Linked DNA regions of Homo sapiens: region 1 is linked to region 2. Evidence: read pairs that join two places in POLR2A ChIA-PET (ENCODE). Cell type or tissue: PC-9. All regions are shown on one strand.

Region 1 (2,500 bases), 520 kb before region 2:
ATTGTTAGTGTCACTAAGCAACACACACACACATACACTGCCCCCTCCCCACTCCCAGGTGTGCTGTACCTCCAGCAGAACAAAGTTGAAAAGGTAAGATCCTTGTCTTCTGAGAACTTGGAATCAGTTTGGGTCTGTGTCTAATCAGAATTGATGCCTCATTGTAAATGAGAAAGCAGCTAAAAGAGACTTGACTGATTGTCATCCCTATAACACATTATAAAATAAACACGAATAAAGAAGGCCAGCCTCCTCCTCAGGAATCAGGGGAAGTTGTTGAGTTATTTAACACTTTATATGTGGTAATCTACAAATCACTTCACAAGGAAGCAAGGCCACTCAGGGCAACATAAATGGATCCTTTCTAGAAGCACCATTTTGAATAATGGGGCATTCTCTGTCCAAAACTCTCAACTATGATAACAAAGGTCAGAAACAGGACCCTTATTTTTTCTATCCCAGATCTCAACACAGTAGTGTCAGTAATTGTGTCTCATAAATGGAATAATGCCAAGCCATTCAACAGCAGGTGTGTAAAGACAATTATTTTATTCCAGCTATAACTTGCATGTTTGGGATCAGCAGACCATTTCAGGTTCCATCTTGCATGGAAGAACACTGTGTGATGAAGGTATTGGAATCTCGTTTTAAAAACCACACCTACAATACTTGAAATAAATAAGGACTTGGCATTTATTCCATTGTACTGATGATTTGCAAAAGTGGCCTAGACATGAGAGATGGGAAGCATCTGATCTGGTTTTCATGATCCTACTTCTAGCTCTTTTCTCTATAGCTATGACATGGGATGAAGGAAAAGAAGAAGTTTTGAGTGCCAAATCCAAGTAGCTCCAAAGGAACTATTCAAACCGTCCATGTATCCTTTTCCTGGAAGCCAGGTGCTCTCAGTTAAGTGTAAACATGTTACCTTTCAAGGAGATCCACATTATGTCAAAGAAAAATGTGAACCTTCCAGATTGTTGAATGAATCATATAATACAAAAAGAGAGTATATGTTTGTCTAGGGCAAGCAAATGGTTCCCAGTAATAAACAAAAACAGCAGCTCAAGGAGCTGATGTAAGAAGAACCAGTCTTGATCCAGCTCTGCCACTAAATTAATTATGTGACTACCTTGGAACATTCCCTTTTATGCACTCAATGTCCTTATCTGTAAAACAAAAAGGGTAACTACTGCTCTGACTATATCACAGAATGATTGTGAGACCAAATACATTCATGTGCAAGGATACAAACCCCTCAGCAAATTAAAGGCATTAGAAAATTATGTTCATTTAAAAAATCTGTATTTAGGCCAACGTCTATTCTTTATATGCATTATCTCATTTAATCCTTGCAACAACACTATAAAGTAGTTAATATTATTATCCTATGTCACAGATGAGAAAACATGCACACATTATGTGACTTGCCAAGAATTACACAGCTGGTAAGTGTCAGGACCAGGACTTGAAACCAGGTTTTTGTTACTAGGTGGGAACTTCTGTACACAAAGAAGACATTGGGGAGGGGTGGGAGGATAAACTAGTGGAGGAGCGAGGTGCAGCTGAATTTCCACAGCTCTTCACCCAGGGTTGAATAAATCAACACTGTCTTCATCCAGGAAACATAGCAGGGAGCTGATGGAGTTGACGGTCTGGGAGAAGAAAGCTGGTAAAACCCTTCCCCACAACCTCTTTGATCCCAAACCTAAACTGTCAGGAACTATGTCTTACTGCCTCTTAACCAGAATACTGAGGAGGACCAGAAAACATTCCACAGGAAAGTCAACCTGAACATGAACATTAACCATTTTTCCTCATTTTTCAGGGAAGGGAACTTTGGCACATACAAACTCATGGAAACCTCGCATTCATTAAAGTCAGGAACATGAGAGTTCTCAGGTTGTAACTGATTCATTTCAAACAGTATTAAAAAGCATCCAGGAAATAAAGGATAAGAATCTTCAGCATTAGATACACATTTATCAGAAATCAACTTTTGAGGATTATCCTTGAAGGCATTTTTGTTCCAAGAGGGATTCAGGAAACCAGTAACGCTATACCCTAGCGCTAAAAGTTGTCTATGAGAAAAGGGGATGAGAGCAGATAGACTCTCTCCATTATGGCAGGTAATAATACTTTCACTTTCTCTGATTAATTATAGCAATTGTTTGTGTAAAATGGAATGAACTACTTCCAACAATTTCAACCAGATAATTTTCAAAAGCATATTAAAAGAAAATAATTATTTTGGTGAAAAGCTGTGATTAATTAAGAATATCAAGTTTCCACAAATTAGGTGACTTTGCATGGTTAATGCTAAATACTGAATGTTTCTAATATTCGGCAGCTTTCTTGCTTAGTTAAAAAAAAAAAAAAAATAACTGGGGCCAGGCATGGTAGCTCACGAGTTCAAGACCAGCCTATGCAAATAGTGAAACCTTGTCTCTAAAAAAATTTTTTTAAATTAGCCAGATATAGTGGCACGTGCCTGTAGTCC
Region 2 (2,500 bases):
TTACAGATATGTAGGTTGTATCTTCACAGGTAGTCAATACAGACTATCGGCAGCTCTGAAGCAAATTACAGAGAAATTGGACCCATACGCTGATTGAGCCATACCTGAAGCTCCATCCTTCTGAAATTCTAAGTTATATGCATCAGTTCATCTCCTTTGCTACCTAAGCCATTTGAGTTGCATTTTTTAAATTAATTATAACCAAAAGCATCAAGTGATACAACAGTTTAACTATACAACCTCGGGGTAACACAGAGTCTCCCACCCTGCATAAAATACTCAAGTTGAAATCACTTTTCAGTCATCCATTATATTCACTCATTACAGGTGCTGGAGACAGAGCAGTCAACAGGAGAAAACATCACCCCTAACCTACTTCACCTGGGACAATGAGCGCACTACCATATGCTGAGCTTAAGAAAACTGTCATCGGTAAATGTACCGATTAAAAAGAAAAAGGCCAAAGGACACTAAAACATGATCTACCCCAAGCTTTCAAAGTTAAGAAGCATCAACCCAACGTATCACTCCAACCGTGTCTTGGAGCAGCTGGATGTGACACCAAAGATCTGTAACTGTCCTCACTATTTGTGGAGGCACTGTCTTCTGTGCCATTCAATACGGTAGACACTAGCCACAAGCAGATAGATTTAAACTGTGTGTCAGTACAATGTAAAATTCAGTTCCTCAGCCACATTACAGGTACACAATTGCCACATGTGGCTAGGGAATAAAATATTGCACAGTGTAGATAAAGAATATTCCATCATCACAGAAAGTTCTATTAGTCAATGCTGTCTTTCCACCGGAGTTCCCTTTCTGCCTTAAAAGGGCAAGCATGGTACAGAGGAAAAGGTCCCTCTAAATTACTAAAACCCTGAAGCAAGAAAATGAACTTCCACAAACACATATGCACACACCTAGCATTTGCCCCCTAGAAGAACTTGCAGCTCAAATAACTCAATTTGTCTTTCTATTCTTGACTGCCTCCCACAATCAGTGTTCATTCGAGTGTACAGTGGGGTCTGTTACCATCACTTGTTAGATAACTGGAAGAAAGGCCAATATTTTAGAGCCTGGAGCATCACACGCTGGACTTGCCACATTCAGCCAGAGCACCTTTAAACACTGGATTCACAGAGTCCACACCCCCAGGATTCTGATCCCGTAGGTCTGGGATGGGGTCTAGTAATCCCCATATTTAACAAACACCCTGCCTGATTCTATGTAAGTGGCTGTTCTGTGGACCACTCTTTGGAGGTGGAGTATCAGGACTGTGCTGAGCAGGGAGACATGAGTCAGAATCACTAATAAAGCCACGCCCCGGTGACTATAACTTGAAAACTCTCCCAGGTAATTCTGATATACTTTCCATTCACCCAAATCCAATGTGTGGGGTACTGTGTTCAAAGTTGATGATTTTCTTCAAGAAGCTGTGCCTGCAATCTGTTAGCAGCCATCAGGTGAATATAAGTGCCTGGTAACAGGTGCACAGGACTGCAAATTTCCCCCGCAGCCTTTTCCCGAATGTCTCTTTCCCCTCTGGAATTCAGGCAACAGGGTGACTCACCATGTTGTATTAAACCCCATGGATAAGCTCCTTCCACCAAAAAAAAGCCTCCAATCCTTACAACCAGCTGTCTTATTCCCATTAATGGCTTCTTCTCACAATTATCTTTCTTTGGGATAATTTATTTCACACAGAATATCTTGAGCTTACATTTTTAGCTAAAATGTCGCAGAAACAAATTCACATTGCTTAAGAAAGCCAGGGCCTTTCTTCCCTATGGCAGTATTTTCCCACGGAGTTGAAGAGACATACCTAGGCAACAGCTACATGAATTTTTCCTTTGCTGGGCATCCTATTTTCCCGATTTTTCTCTTATAAATAATGACACATGTATAATATATCAATATTGAGATAACACTTTGTGTCTTCAAAAGTTTTCTCTTTTTAATTTTAAAAGAAAAATAAATTTATAGGGTTAATAAATGTGGCTCATAGATTCAAATAGGCAGAAGCCAGGACATTTCCTTGGATGTAGGTATCCGAAACAACAGTCTCATCTGCTGTCCTTACACTGGAATGAACAATTACTGGGGATTTTTTTCCATCTTTGCCTAAACTCAAGATTCAAAGTCCCAAATTAACCCATAGCTTTTGGACACGTGTCAGCCATTCGAACATGGAATCTCATTGTCTCTGTTACCTATTGCCATTATAATGCCATATAATTAACAATCACGAAACCTCAGTGGCATATAGCAATATGCATTTATCACATATGTACCTAGAGTTCACTTAGGGTCAGCTAGAGTGCTCTGCTAATCCTAACTGAAATAAAACAGGTTTCATATACACTGTGGAGGAACTTAACTGTGCATTTGCACTGTGACATGGCTAAACTCTTTAACAAAGACGAAAGCACAGAAATTTAACCTGGGATCGCCCAGCCTGAAACACCATGAAATATAAGCTTTTTGTGCCACATTATCCTTG

Evidence for each region. ChIA-PET counts read pairs that join two places held together with the same protein. Peaks named below come from ENCODE experiments on the same cell type or tissue, not always from the same donor. Only the 100,000 strongest peaks of a DNase experiment are listed, where the experiment ranks them.
Region 1: POLR2A ChIA-PET joins it to region 2 with 10 read pairs; 1 of 35 experiments calls an interaction of 5 or more read pairs at or near these places.

The regions. Positions count from the first base shown.
Region 1 is chr3:65,503,029-65,505,528 of GRCh38, forward strand. The region is part of intron 2 of MAGI1 (membrane associated guanylate kinase, WW and PDZ domain containing 1); the gene reads right to left. Among named protein-coding and RNA genes, the nearest start is that of LINC02040, 330 kb to the left of the region's middle. In PC-9, no CTCF peak of the experiment used is centred here; a DNase peak (open chromatin) is centred at 993.
Region 2 is chr3:66,020,506-66,023,005 of GRCh38, forward strand. The region is part of intron 1 of MAGI1 (membrane associated guanylate kinase, WW and PDZ domain containing 1); the gene reads right to left. It overlaps LOC124900543 (a long non-coding RNA gene), which reads right to left. Exons shown (of 2, transcript XR_007095951.1): 1 at 1-2,500. Among named protein-coding and RNA genes, the nearest start is that of MAGI1, 17 kb to the right of the region's middle. In PC-9, no CTCF peak of the experiment used is centred here; a DNase peak (open chromatin) is centred at 1,386; H3K4me3 peaks cover 726 bases; H3K27ac peaks cover 2,009 bases.